Regions from separate parts of the Mus musculus genome. Here region 2 is linked to region 1. The links are chromatin loops, found by intact Hi-C in ENCODE. Cell type or tissue: heart. All regions are shown on one strand. Each heading gives the region's core, and the rest is flanking DNA. Links, peaks and the distances in the headings are about the cores only.

Region 1 (7,782 bases), core at 1,181-6,180:
CCAAAAGCCAGGGCATCCCCTCAGGGATGCTGAGGTCCTGCCGTGGTTGTTACCACCCCCAAGTGACAGCTCTGTCCACCCTTAGGAGGCTCTCCGCTGCTTTCCCAGGACCTGCTTGCTCTTACGGGTCCGCCCCCTCCTGGACTCAGACACTGCAGGCTGCTTCCACACTCAGGCTTTCTGCCCAATCGTTTTCCCCCTTGTGTTCTTCTCCCTGCCCCATAGACATCTGCAAGTTTTTTTTTTTTAAAGGGACCCAAGTTTTCTCCATCAGCCTTAGGCCTCCAGCCTTGTTCCTCAGCCTTTCCACTCTTCATTAATCTCAGGGGAGCCTGGCCTCACGACGACTAGCATCTTGTAGCATAGCTCACACTGAACTGTCTATGCCTTGTCACCCTGGCTTTGTCTTTAACTGGCCTCACTTCCTCAGCCATATGGCCAGACTCTGAGCTTGGTTCAGCTTGTGTTCTAACTGTCGCCACTGAGAGCCTGGCCATTTGTTGGACTCTCAGGAACACTTGGAGAACGCCTGCCAACATAGCTTCAGAATGCGGAGGAGACTATGGACAAAGGCTGTGAGACTGAAGGGACAGAAGTGGCAGTGTTTGACAATGACCTGAGCTGGTGACGAGTTTACTGGAATTTGAGCGATGGGGATGAGTGTTTGCTTTTGCTTTGGGGTTTTACACTTTTTATTATATTCATTCATCTTATTACACACACACATATTGCCTGCACATATGTGTGTGCACCACATGAATACTCGGTGCCTACAGAAATCGGAAGAGGGCATCAAATCCCCTGGAACTAAAGTTATGGGTGGTTGTGAACCACCATGTGGGTCCTGGGATTGACTTCAGCAACTGCAAGAATAACAAGTGCCCTTAGCCTCTGAGCCATCTCTCTAGAACACTTGTGTGGTTTTGAGACAGGTCTCCTGTAGCCCAGGCTGGCCTTGAATTCAAGTGCCTCCGGTCTCCACTTATCAAGAGCTGGATTACAGCTTTGCACCACCAAAGGTTTTGGGAATGGCAACAAATGCCAATAGTAGGAAGGGAGAGAGACAGATACATAAAAAAATAAGCAAATGAAGAGACATCTTAGGGGTCACTCACCGCTGCCATGTCCCCCTCATCCGGGAATCACTGAAGCCAGCGGAGGGAGCCACCTACATATGTCAGAAATATCGGGCATTTCACCCACACCAAAGTCCCCCATTTCAGACTCAGGAATGCCTTTGTAAACACTTCTAACGAATGCATCTGCATTGTATGTTCACAGTACAGTGGGGAGACAAACCAAGGTGGTGTTCAACTCCTTGAAGCCAATAATCTGAGAGTGCCAGACAGGTGACAACCAGCGCCTTAGTGGTAGATAAATCTGCTCATGTCTGCAGCTCTACATTGAGGATTTGAAAATCTCAGCAGCTGTCCCACATGGGGACAAGGGCCACACCTTGACAGGGCAGAGCTCTGAAATCTGTCATCGTTTTTCAAGTCAGTAGAATAGAGAATGAAGCAGAGGTAGATGGTAACCCCACATCATGAAGAAAAATAACTAAATGTTGTTCAAGAATAAAAGATATTAGGAAGGCTGGAGAGATGGCTCAGTGGTTAAGAGCACTGACTATTCTTCCAGAGAATTCAATTCCCAATACCCACATGGTGGCTTACAACCATCTGTAATGCGATCTGATGCCATCTTCTGGTGTGTCTGAAGACAGCTATAGTATACTCACATATAATGTGTGTGTGTGTGTGTGTGTGTGTGTGTAGGAGAAAGAAGGGTCTGAGTAATGACTAAGAGAGTCAAGGTATGTGTCACCAAGCCTGACAACCGGACTCAGTCCTGAGACCTTGGGGACATAAAGTTTTCTTCTGACCTCTACACATGCACAATGAATGCATGCACCCTCGTACATGCAAACAACCAAACATATAAATAAACATTTTTTTAAAAGATAAGCAATTTAGTTTTTGTAAATAAATGTCTTTCTCAAACAGCTAAAACATTATTTAAAGGAAACTTAAAAGAATACACCCTTTGTCAACTAGAAAACTCAACTAAAGCATTTATTTGTATTTCCCCAAATGTTCTGTGCATGTGAGTGTGTGTGTGTGTGTGTGTTTGTATAGGAGGTTGCACATCTTATTAGCATTTTAGGGATGAAGGCAGATGACTCACTGAGGGTCAGGAAAAGAACAAGGGTTAATGTCAAGTCCCTTGCCATCTATGAACACTCCATGGCTGCCTCTGCCCAGGCTGACGTAGACCACCTGATACTGTAAGACATCATCTTCTTCAGAAGTCGCCTTCTCTCCAGTCCACTGCCCACTACCCCTGGGCCAGCGAACATGGCCTCCATCCTGTTCTCTCACCAACCTGCTTCAGTGTGAGCAAACACTGATTCAGTTTCTTGTTGGTTCACACACTCAATCTCTTCAGGGAAAGGCTGACTGAGCATTCGTGCCGTCAGTACCCATAACTCAAGAGTTAAACGTTTCCCCAGGGTCACGTGACACAGAGAATAAACTTCCTGGGTTCAAATTCCATCTTTGTATTTGCTAGTTGTGTAATCTGGACAAAGTGATTTAACATCACAGGGTTCCTTCTCTGTAAAATGTGGATCACAAGTGATTAAATAAATAAAAAAGTATCTCTGTATGTGCGAGCACACACGCATTTGTGTGTGTGTGTGTGTGTGTGTGATGTATACTCCATAGTGCTTGTGAAAAAGGCAAAGGACAACTTGCAGCTCGCTCTCCTGAGAGTCAAACTCAGGTCTCCAGGCTTGGCAGCAAGTGTCTTTACCTCCTGAGCTCTGCCAGCCCCCATAGTGATGACCATTAAATAAACCAATATGTACAAGTGACTTTTGGCAATGCCTTGAAATGAATGGATATTTGACAAATATGTTATTATTGTTGACAGAAGGCAGTTTCTACATGTCATCTTTGTAAGCTGTCTCAAACCCTTACTTCACAATAATACTAGTTATGAATATTCTGGAATGTCACACCAGTTCAGCAAAGGAGACATGCGTTGCCTGCTTGTTTCCTAACTTGAGCTCCTGAAGCCCAGAGGCATGAAGTGACTGATCCAAGGACACAGCACCAGAAGGTGGCAGAGTTGGGACAGTGTGTGCCTGACACCGAGGAGTCAGGAGCCTTCCACTGTGTCATAACTGCCCATCTTGGAAATGTTAGCGTGCCTTCAAGCTTTTGACAACTGGAATTTCTAATCTGAAATCTGCTCAAGGGTCAGGGAAGCAGCTCAATTGGCAGTGTCTTCGACAAGCAAGCACCATACCCTGGTTTGTTCCCCAGCACTGGACAAGCCAGGCCTGGTGACACGTGCCTGGTAATCCTGGCATTTGGGAGGCCAGAAGATCAGATGTTCAAGATCACCCTTGGAAGTATAGGGAGGGAGTTTGAGGCCAGTCTTGGAAGGAAGGAGGGAGGGAAGAAAGGAGAGGATGGGAGGGAGAGAGAGAGAAAAGGGAGAGAGGAGAGAGGGGCAGGGAATGCCTAGATATTAGGAACTTTCAGAGCTTGGGAGGAGTGAGCTTCCAGGTTTCAATAACAGAGGCAAGGAGTGTGAACTATTGCTGTCCAGGGCTGTCAGCTAATAAGCATCACCATTACCCCTCACACAGGTCTAAGGACTGCAGAGTGCAGCCACACAGTTCTTTTGAGCAGTCACAGCTAAGTGCTGGGGAGGGGACCTCCAGAAAGTGTCTTCATTGACGTCCTGATAGCTGGTGCTGGTAATTAGTGAAGACCTAGAGAGAAGCTGTTGGCCAGAGCACCTACTGTGGTCTCCTCAATCACCTGGGCTCCCTCACAGCATGGCATCTGATTCCGCAAACAAAGGAGGGGAGGAGAGAGGGGTTCAGGAGAGAGGAGGCAGGGGTCTCTCTTCTGGTCTAGCTTCAGAACTCGGGGTGCCATTTCTCCAGTGACTTCTGCTCATCAACGCAGTCACAAAGTTCCCCAACATACAAGAAAGGTGATACCAACCACCACCCAGTAGGAAACGTGGAGAAGCACACATGAGATGGATTACTCTCTAATGGCAAATGCACTGAAATGCAATGTCAATTTAAATGCAATGTCAATTTGAAAATGCAGCCTGACATACAAACTGGAAGAACTTTCCCCCTAGAAGGGAAAGGTGGCTGTACCAGTTAGTTTTATGTCAACTTGATACAAGCTAGAGTCATTAGAGAGGAGGGAGCCTCAATCTAGAAAATGCCTCTGTAAAAAGGGACCGTGGGCAAGCCTGTAGGTCATTATCTTAATTAGTGATCGGGTGGGGGAGAGCCCAGCCCATTGTGGGTGGTGCCATCGATGGGCTGGTGGTCCTGGGTTCTGTAAGAAAGGAAGCTAAGAAAGTCATGGGGAAGAAGCCAGTGAGCAGCATCCCTCCAAGGCCTCAGCCTCAGCTCCTGCCTCCGGGTTCCCGCCCTGCTTCCTTCAGTGATGGATTTCAATGTGCAAGCGTAAGTCTCATAAACCCTTTCCTCCCCAAGGCGCTTTCAGACATGGTGTCTCATCATAGTAATAGTAAGCCTACCTAAGACAGTGACAAATGGCAATCTGAGACCATGACAAGGACCCCTCCCTGTAGTCATGTCTGACAGTAGTTCCTTTTGGGGAACCAGCCACAAGAGAGAGCTTAAAATAAAAGGGATGAGGGCTGCAGTGACTTCATCATCCAGACTGTTCTAATAACATGTAATTTGTTGCCCTGCTGTGGCCAGCAAAGCCGCAAGGGCATGTGTTTGGGGGTGCCAAGTTACCTGCAGAACAGGCTTATTGGCCTGAAGACTCCACCTTGTCCGGAAGCAGACAGCTGTTAAAACTTCCTTTCAGCAGCTTCTTTTTGGTAGATGAAAATGGGAGGTGAGTTTGCCTTTAGAATCCTTGAGACAGCCCAAGCCTGCAGGAGGGCAGTCTTCCTCTAGCCCATTGGCTCTCAACCTGTGGGTCGCGACACAGGGGTCACATATTAGATCTTTATATCATGATTCATAACAATAGCAAAATTACAGTTATAAAGTAGCAATGAAATAATGTTATCATTGGGGGTCACCACAACATGAGGAACTGTATTAAAAGGTCACAGCAGTAGGAAGGTTGAGAACCACTGGGCTAGTCTTTCTCCTGAAGTCCCAGTTCCAAACCTTACAGCCCCAACAATCCAGTCAAACCCACTAAGAATCTTCCTCCCAGGTAGCATAAATACTTTGGGTCTGACTCCTTCCCACCCCTTACCCTGGCTTCTCTGTTCAGCCTCCAGACAAGCTGGGGTCCTCTGTGCTCGGGGTTCTGTGACCACAAGCCAGTCTAGCAGGCCCCACAAGAGTTGGTTCTTAAGACTGAAGTGTAGAACCCACTTCAGCGCAGCATGTCCTCTCCAGTTCCCCACAGCCTCTGAACCAGCCGGCCACTGGCTTTCTCCTAGCCTCTCTCACCTCCTGCTCCTTGCTCCCTCTGCTGGAAAACACAGCCTCCTCTCCCAGAGGCCTCGTGTATCCTTCTGGGTCCTTACCTGGGCATCAGCCTTCTGCGACAGCCACAGAGTAGACACACTGCGCCTTGAGGTTCACACTTGTAGGAGCCATTCCTGTTCTGGGGGCCACAGAGTAAAGCCACAGTGAGAATGGGTCCCAGGAGACGGGTCCTTTAGCTCTTGCATCTGTCCTGGCTGTCAGTTTATTTCTTGTGAGCTGCTTTTCTTACCCCTGGAATAGTTAGTGCAGGACACCTTCTGACCTTCCAACGTTCCTCTACCTGAATATCACCTGCTCTCCCATATCCACCCTCAGGCCCTCATACTGCAGGAGGCTTTCTAAATGTCTAGACAAGCGATTCCACTCAGAACTGCCAGGCTTAGGGGCATATTGACCCCTGCTACCTTTATGCCGTACTATGGAGATTCATTGAGCTTTTCATGATATGCCAAGCTTAATAGGAAGACCTTCAAGCATTTGTATTTGATCTGTAAAGTAACTCACAGGGTCAAGCAAGAAAACTGAGGTTGAGGGAAGCCAAATAAGTTGATTGTTTCATCACCCTAGTCAACATTGTCAACACCATGAATCCACGTCATTGAGAGTTGGCAGACTCTGGATTAGACACCACACCATGGTTTTGTTGTATCCTGAGCCATGGCATGTGGCTCTGGGTCTACAAAGGAACCCAGCCTCTATCCTAACTTTGCTCTGGTGTGCATGATGGAGAGAGGGCTGGCAAGCAAGAGGGACTCCTACTGTGTGTGTGTGTGTGTGTGTGTGTGTGTGTGTGTGTGTGTGTGTGTGTGTGCAGCCCTGCAGAACAGGCCTCATGCTTCCCCGGGTAGATGGGAACCAGGTACTAAATGTTTAAAGGAACAAAAAGCCAAAGATATGTCTGAAGACCTAGCTGCCAGTTCCTGTGACAGTTCTGCCTGATGTGCCCTATGCCTGTGTCCGAGGTCATGCCTCTCCTTCATCTTTCTGGAAGTCCCCCACCCCCTTTTTAAAATACAGTAGAAAGTACATAAACCTTAGGGCTAGGTTCCTCACCTGACATTTAACAGCCGTGTGACCTTGGGAAGGTCACCCTCAGCTTTTCAGTTTCCTTTTCTGTGAGTGTGGATAATACCACCTACCTGTCTGTGACCTTGGGTACAACACACTCAGTGTGCAGTATATGAAAGGCATACTGATGCTAACATCACTGCCTGGCTTCCTCAGAGGGCTGGGCACTGGGGTTGTGTTGACCGGGCCCAGAGTGTGGGGTTGGCTCATGAGGACCCTCACTGATGGCCATGGGCTGGTTAACAGATGGGACCAACACTTTGTATCTCCTTGATAGCAGCCACCATCTTGGGGCAAGGGAAACTCTGAGGAAGTGCAGCAAGCAAGCTTTTGTTGTCTAGGATGGAGCTACAGGGAGAGGACAAATAGGCCCCAGGGAGGGAAGAAGGTAGGCCAGACCCCTTCCCATGGGGCTGAAACCAACACAAAGCTGCAAGAAAAGCAGGGACAAGAGATGAGAGCAAGACCTCAAGCCCACGCCCTACTCAGGGTTGGGTCAGGGTCCAACCTGCACTCAGGTTTCCCAGGGATGGGATGGGGCTAGGGTACCCAAGATGGGGAAATCATCCCACAGGTGCCTGCACCTCCTCTTGGGTTCTCTCAACTACTCCACCAGGGTGGGGACTGGTTACACAGCAAAGATTTGGGCTTAGGTGGAAATGGCTTTGCCACATGTCTCAGGAAGGCCAGTCACACCCAAGACTCGCTATGATGTCCTGCCGTGTTCCCTTGTACCAGAGAGAGAGGGGAGAGGGAGTGGTGTGGAGCTGGATAGGCCAATGGTTTGTTTTTCTGGAATCCAACCCCAGGGCACTGTGTGAGAGTGGCTGCCATTCCCCTGGCAACAGGGTGGGAGTATAGGGCAGGAAAGGCAGGTTTCCTGTCCCCTCAGGCTCTGCAGGACCAGGCCAGACTAGGAATTTCCTGCAGAACAAGGCCGTCACTTGCAGGGCAGCAGTTCTTCTCACGGCCTTGGACATGACCCTCGTCTCCTATGTTCACAGCCTCTGATAGGTCCCACCCTAGGAAACCAACTAACCACCCTAAGATGCAGCACAGTGAAACGTGGGGATTATCGGATGCACGGATGGGAAGCAGCGCAAAGATGACATCTCCAACCAAGGCAAGCAGCACTGTACTTGGGAGCAGGGCAGTGGACACAGGTAGGGAGCTCCGCTTTGCTAGTCTGTATTTTCCCA
Region 2 (7,782 bases), core at 1,148-6,147, 240 kb after region 1:
CCATAGAATCATAAAATTTAATAATGAGGCATTTGGTGGTATGCGATGAGTGTCTTTCCATAAGAATATCTCGTAGTTACCAATATTATTGGAAGAAGCCCATAAAATATCAATGTTTAGAGGAAATGCTTTTCTCCACTGAATTGTGCATGTCCTAATAGAATGTGCTGGACATAACGTGGTCTCTCCTAGTGACTCAGGGACTGTAGTGTTTGTGCCTGGCCTAAAGGGTCTAATGCGTTCCATGTTTCACTTTCAACACTCCCTTGCTGTTGGAACACCTTTTGTTTCTTAGTGAGATAATGAGATTATTGAACAGCTGTGTTAGAAATGAGAACACCAAGCTTGTTGGGACTGAGAAAGATCTAAGAGAAAATGAGCCTGTTTGGGGCCCAAAGGTGTCTCTAATGAGCTGGTGACATGGCTTGCCTCTTCAGTAACTCAGAATTCTCAGTTTTGTGATAGATAGTTAAAATAACTGGAAATAACCAGTTGAGCATGTATAGGGGAGAGAATGCATAGTGTCTTTATGTGCTAAGCATAAAAGAGTTAAATGTGTAATATGGGGTTTGCATTTGTCAAGAAAGCTGTATACATCTCCTTTGGATATAAGCTCTCGGGGAGCTGGAAAGAATCCAGTAGTTTAGAGTACTCAGTCTTAGAAGAGTCTTCAGGAAGACCTGCGTTTGGATCCCAGCACTCATGCTTGCCCTGTGGCTCACAACTGCAAATGACTCCAAATCCAGGACATTCAATGCCTCTGCCCTATTTCTGATTTGGTCACCTGCATTAGCGCACACTCATGCACACCACACACACACACACACACACACACACACACACACACACACACACTATTCAGCCAGTAAAATGCACAGCACAGGATCAGAGGGACCTGGATTCAGATCTCCATCACCCATGTAAAAGCTCAGGCATGGTGGCCCATATCGATATCCTAGAGCTGGGGAGGTGAAGACAGGAGAGCCCTGGACCTCACTGGCCGGATAGTTAAACTGATCTGGAGAACTCCAGGGTCATTGAGAGACTCTGTTTCCAGCAAACAACATGCCCCACCCCCCTCCAAAAGCCAGCAAAACAAACAAACAGACAAATGCAAAACAAAATCAAACACAGTACAATGGGGGCAAGCACTCAATGTCAACCTTTGGACTCCAATCACATGATACACATGTCAGTCATTCAGGTTATCAATACTAAGCACCCAATAAATGTCCCTTCAATTAATGAAAAAATACACACACTTCATACTTTTTGACCATATTGGCAACTTCTACAATTTTGTTTTTTCCCTGTTAATGTTGGAATTGTATTACTCCCCAATTCATTATTGAAGTTCTGATGACATCACTGTGACTGATATCCACAGTGCACTTGCTCAAGAGGCTACATTTCTGGATAACCTACTTTATGTTTCGACACTCTTCACAGTGATTAATTATTCTGTTTGTGTCTCCCATCATGGAATGGGGGCATTTAAAACCCATTTGACACTTTATAATGCATGAAATGCCAGATATGATGGTGGTATTGAAAGGCAGATACAAGATAGAGGTTTTTAAATCAATCTATCAGACCAAAGGGGGGGTTTATTCTTCAACTGATATTACCCTTAAAAGCCACAAAATGTACCAAATTTAATGATGAGAACAAATTAACTGAACCTCTGTCAGTCCATCAGTAAAACAATGATCTGAGGATAGGAAAAAATATATTGAACCCACCACAGAAGACAAGTGGATTTGGGGTGCTGAGAGGGATGATCAGAAGTTTTCCATTGAATTTTTAAGTGTGTGTGTGTGTGTGTGTGTGTGTGTATTGTATACATGTGTGGCTGGAGAGATGCCTCAGAGGATAAGAACATGTAGGGAACTTTTAGAAGATCTAAGATAGATTCCCAGAATCCATGTCACAAGGTTCATAACCACCTTTAACTGCATCTCCAGGGAATATGAAAATCTCTGACCTCTCTACATGCACCTACACTCACATGTGTACAGCCACACAAAGACAAACACACGTACATATGATTGCTTGATAAACAAACAAACAAACAAACAAATTTAAAAAACCAGATTTGGGAGCAGCGACAGTATTTTCCCAAGAGGGATGACTCTAACTATTGCATATTCTTTGCTGTTACAGCTTATCCATCTTGGCTCCTGTCCTTACTGTGTGGCTTCACAGTTTTAACAATGACTCCATCCAAAGGTCTCCCCTTCCTCATGTTTCTAAATTTCCCAGTGCCAGAATTATCTGCTTGTTTCTTGGTTTGGGTCTGGTGGACAGACTGATCAACATTAAGTATATCTGTAAATCTCAACTGCCTACTCTGGGGTTCTATGCACAAGCCTGAACCCATGGCTTATGCAGCCATGGACTGGATAGATTATGTGTGCCCTCTATATAATACCTATGATAAAACTTAATTGACAAATTAGGCACTAGCAATCAGCCACAACTACTACAAATAAAATAGAACAAATGTATGAATTATTTTGGGAATTTTCCATTCAATAGTTTCTGTCCACAGATTACTATGGGTAACAAAGGGCATAGAGAACAAAGACATGAACAGGGGTGACTACTTGTATAGCAAAGTCCTGTTCCACAAGCTGGGTGACTACTTTTGGTTCTGTGAGCCAGGCTAAGGCCTACAATGCCCTGCTCTGATTAATAAATCCCTTGGAAGTTCTGAATATGCTGTGCAGCCAGCGTGTCTGATCTGTCTGTGCTCTCTGATAGAATAATTCTTGATTCTAGCAGTCCATTGAGTTAAAGTAGGGTCAACAGCCTGTTTATAAAGAAGTACAATATTTTACATCATTAAGGCTGGGAAATAGCTACAGACATTGAGTGGTTTTCTTTCTAGTCTAGTTCCTATGAAGACAAGATGTCAGCGACCCAAGGATGGCACCCTTAGTAATTTATTAAACCTATGCAAAGAAGGATGCTTTTTCCCGTTTGCATTCTTTTGTTTCAGTATTTCTGAAGCCCCAGTACAGGACGGGTTCTCGTGTGTCTCAGGTGATTTTTATAAGATTTATTCATCTATCTCGCGTCTATGTGAGCTCACTATAGCTGCACAGGGTGTGAGCCTGCGTGGGGGTCTCTGGGAATCGAGTGACAGGACCTCTGAGCGCTCCGGCCTCGCCCCAGACATTTAGAGTTTTTTGGGGGGTGTCAGGGTTTTGCTGCTTTTTTAAAGAGTAGTGTTTAGTGCTCTTGAGTATTTTTATTTAAAATGCTAGGGTTTTATTTTTGGGGTTTAAGAGTTTTAGGGTCTCCAGGCAGGGGTGGCACACGCTTTTCATCCCAGCAGCACTTGGGACGAGGCAGAGGCAGTGGATCTCTGAGTTCGAGGTCAACCTGGGCTACAGCGTGAGCTCCCACACGATAAGCACACGAGACTTTTTTTATTTTATATAAAAATCACGGCCGCCCGCCCTTGTCTTTGCAGACGCGGATCTCTCTGCGGGGGGCGGGGGGGGGCGGTTTCAGTCTCTGGGGCTGTCAGTCACGGTCGGGCGGGCGGGACTTCTGGCGCTGTTCCCTGCTCCTGGAAACAGTGAGTGGGGAAGCTTCCCGATTGGAAGCTGCTGCCGTCAATCACAGCGGAGTGGGCGGGACTTCCCGCCACAGACCAGCACTCTCAAGCAGAGCGCGTGCACAGACCCGAGCCTCCTGTTTTCCCGCCGCTGCCACCCGAAAACGGCCCGCCAGGGTCTCTCCGCCGCCGCCGTGAGCGCCGCTGTCCCGGGGACAGCGGATTGGAAGCAGGCAGTCACTGGCCGTGGACAGGAAGTCTCTCTCCCGCCATCTCAGGTCAGTGCAGTGGCGGGCATGTCCCTGCCTCAGCCTCGAGGCATGCTGGGAGTTGTAGTTCTGTTCCGGCTTTGGGTCCTCTGAGCCTCGCCCCCTTTTTCTTTTTTTTTTTTTTTTCGAGACTGGGTTGATTTTTTTGTTTTTTGTTTTTTGTTTTTGTTTTCTTTTTCATGGGACTAGACTTTATTTATTTAATTTATTTATTTTTATTAGATATTTTCTTTATATACATTTCAAATGCTATCCGGAAAGTTTTCTATACCCTCCCTCTGCCCTGCTCCCCTACCTTCCCACTCCCGGTTCTTCCCTGTATTGGGGTATATAAAGTTTGCAATACCAAGGGGCCTCTCTTCCCAGTGATGGCCGACTAGGCCATCTTCTGCTACATATGCAGCTGGAGATATGAGCTCTGGGGGTACTGGTTAGTTCTATTGTTGTTCCACCTATAGGGGTGCAGACCCCTTCAGCTCCTTGGGTGCTTACTCTAGCTTCTTCATTGGGGGCCCTGTGTTCCATCTTATAGATGACTGTGAGCATCCACTTCTGTATTTGCCATGCACTGACATAGCCTCATATAAGACAGCTATAACAGGGTCCTTTCAGCAAAATCTATCAGGCATTGTGCAATAGTGTTTGGGTTTGGTGGCTGATTGTGGGATGGATCCCCAGGTGGGGTAGTCTCTGGATGGTCCATCCTTTCGTCTTAGCGCCAAACTTTGTCTCTGTAACTCCTTTTAGTATTTTGTTCCCAATCTAAGGAGAAATGAAGTATCCACCCATTGGTCTTCCCTCTGCTTGATTTTCTTGTGTTTTGCAAATTGTATCTTGGGTGTTCTATGTTTCTGGGCTAATATCCACTTATCAGTGAGTGCCTACCTAATGACTTCTTTTGTGATTGGGTTACCTCACTAAGGATGATATCCTCCAGATACATCCATTTGTCCAAGACTTTCATAAATCCATTGTTTTTAATAGCTGAGTAATACTCCATTGTGTACATGTACCACATTTTCTGTATCCATTCTTCTGTTGAGGGACATCTGGGTTCTTTCCAGCTTCTGGCTATTATAAATAAGGCTGCTATGAACATAGTGGAGCATGTGTTCTTATTACCAGTTGGAACTTCTTCTGGGTATATGCCCAGGAGAGGCATTGCTGGATCTACCGGCAGTACTATGTCCAATTTTCTGAGGATCTTCCAGACTGACTTCCAGAGTGCTTGTACAAGCTTGCAATCCCACCAACAATGGAGGAGTGTTCCTCTTTCTCCACATCCTCGCCAGCATCTGCTGTCACCTGAATTTTTGATCTTAGCCATTCTGACTGGTGTGAGGTGGAATCTCAGGGTTGTTTTGATTTGCATTTCCCTGATGATTAAGGATGTTGAACACCTTTTCAGGTGCTTCTCAGCCATTCGATATTCCTCAGGTGAGAATTCTTTGTTTAGCTCTGAACCCCATTTTTTAATGGGATTATTTGAATTTCTGGAGTCTAGCTTCTTGAGCTCTTTGTATATATTGGATATTAGTCCCCTATCAAAAGAAAAATCCTTTTTTTTTCTTTCTTTTTTGTTTTTTTTTTTTTTTTTGAGACTGGGTTGTTATTTTTTCTAATTATTTTTTATTTTTAATTTTTGAATGTTTAATATTTATTTATTTATCCATCTATCTATTTCTCTATATTTTGGTTTTTTTAAGATTTATTTATTATTATATCTAACTACACTCTAGCTGTCTTCAGATGCACCAGAAGAGGGGTGTCAGATCTCTTTATGGATGGTTGTGAGCCACCATGTGGTTGCTGGGATTTGAACTCAGGACTTCAGAAGAGCAGTCAGTGCTCTTAACCACTGAGCCATCTCACCAGTCCATAATGTTGGTTTTCCCCATACTTGGTGTCTCTGGGCTTAACCCTGAGACAGATGCTCTGGCCTGCCACCTGGTGGCGAAAGGTTGTCACTGCAATGCTCCCCTTTTTGTGAGAAAGAGAGAGAGAGAGAGAGAGAGAGAGAGAGAGTGTGTGTGTGTGTGTGTGTGTGTGTGTGTTTGTTTTTTGTTTTTGTTTTTTCTTGAGGCAGGGTTTCTCTGTATAGCCCTACTGTCCTAGAACTCACTCTGTAGACCAGGCTGGCCTTTAACTCAGAAATTCCGCCTGCCTCTGCCTCCCAAGTGCTGGGATGAAAGGCGTGGGCCACCACCGCCCAGCTGAGTTTTTTTTCTGATTGGTGAGCACAGCTGAGTGGGCGGAGCTGGTGATTGACAGGCAGATTGAGAGGGTGGCTACATCACCATGTCATCCCCCTGCCTCAGCTTCGTCCTTACTCAAGGGAATCCCCCTGCCTCAGTGTCACACCTGCTTTCATCCCTTCCCGCCCCCCTGCGCTGCCAACATAAAAAACTGACCACAGGTTTTAGGCACCGCGGTGTGCTGCTGCTATATATGTGTACATGTGAGGGAAGGAAGTATTTTAGTGGATCCCACAGTTAAGAGACTTAATTGTAAAGACTTTAGATTTTAAAAGATATTGGATATTTTTAGAGGATTGAACTTTTAATATGTAAAGATTGTGGGACTTTTTAAGAACTAAGGGTTGAGGCTTACTAGGGATGTGTTTGTGTGTCAAGTTGACAAGGGGTCAATTGTATTGGCTGGTTTTGTGTGTCAACTTGACACAGGCTGGAGTTGTCACAGAGAGAGGAGCTTCAGCTGAGGAAATGCCTCCATGAGATCCAGCTGTAAGGCATTTTCTCAATTAGTGATCAAGGGGGAAAGGCCCCTTGTGGGTGGGACCATCTCTGGGCTGGTAATCTTGGCTTCTATAAGAGAGCAGGCTGAGCAAGCCAGGGGAGGCAAGCCAGTAAAGAACATCCCTCCATGGCCTGTGCATCAGCTCCTGCTTCCTGACCTGCTTGAGTTCCAGTCCTGACTTCCTTTGGTGATGAACAGCAATGTGAAAGACTAAGCTGAATAAAACCTTTCTTCTCCAAGTGCTTCTTGGTCATGTTTGTGCAGGAATATAAAATGGAAAACAGGGTGTTAGGGGTCAGCAGACACCAAGCGAGACACAGTATATAAGGATGCGATAACACTAAGGAACGTAATATATAACATGATAATAATATATAGTACAACATATGCTTTTATAACAATTTTTCACATTTAAAATAATAATGATAATAATAGTAATAATAATAATATTTTAAATTTTAACTTCAAATTTATATTTTTCTGGATGGCTGCGTCCGCGGTCCAGAGTTTGTACTTCTGAATACTTTTTAAAAAGTTTTTTTATATAATAAAAGTGATCTGTAACGTGTGATAATATGTAGTGTATGTAACATGAAGGACAGTATATTACAATATAATAGCAGAAAATATATAATATATAATGTGTATATATACATGAGTAATATATAATAAAATATATATTTAAAAATGATATATAATATAACATATATCTAATATATAATAAAATAATTTTATACAAGATAAGTCCAAGCAAGGCCCACTGCACAGCACAGCGGTTCCCAACACCTGGTGCCTCGGCCTCGATGCTCTGTACGACTCAGGCAGGTTTGCCTACTCCAAAACCATACCGACGCTGAGAAACAACAAAAACAGGAAGAAAATCCTGATGTTACGGCCACTTCCAGTTATGATACGGTCACTTCTGGTCATGCTGTAGCCACTTCCTGTGACGACACGGTCACTTCCAGTCCCTTCTGGTCATGGTGTGGTCGCTTCATGTGACAACATGGTCACTTCCGGTCAGGGTATAATCACTTCCTGTCACTGTGCAGCCACTTCCTATCCCAGTATTCTCATGTCTGGTCATGGTATGGCCACGTCCTGTCACGGTGGAGTCACTTCCTGAATCTATATTATGTCTATGGATTATAATGTATGGTTTATAGGTAAACATTTGTCTTTTTATATTTA

The links. A loop is a pair of places that touch in the nucleus more often than their neighbours do. Peaks named below come from ENCODE experiments on the same cell type or tissue, not always from the same donor. Only the 100,000 strongest peaks of a DNase experiment are listed, where the experiment ranks them.
Region 2: a loop joins it to region 1, with 2.1 times the contacts of the local background. A loop is called at or near these places in 3 of 42 quality-filtered maps.

What each region holds. Positions count from the first base shown.
Region 1 is chr12:8,877,285-8,885,066 of GRCm38, reverse strand. 9930038B18Rik (a long non-coding RNA gene) reads left to right here. Exons shown (of 3, transcript XR_105447.5): 2 at 7,588-7,746. Gm33483 (a long non-coding RNA gene) reads right to left here and starts at 5,637. Exons shown (of 3, transcript XR_381241.4): 1 at 5,554-5,637; 2 at 4,802-4,982. In heart, for the core only: CTCF peaks have their summits at 3,112 (motif pointing right) and 5,519 (motif pointing left); no DNase peak of the experiment used is centred there; H3K27me3 peaks cover 328 bases.
Region 2 is chr12:8,636,903-8,644,684 of GRCm38, reverse strand. No RefSeq gene overlaps it. Among named protein-coding and RNA genes, the nearest start is that of Pum2, 33 kb to the left of the region's middle. In heart, for the core only: CTCF peaks have their summits at 3,834 and 5,784 (motif pointing left); DNase peaks (open chromatin) are centred at 3,624, 5,784 and 6,074; H3K4me3 peaks cover 1,529 bases; H3K27ac peaks cover 985 bases.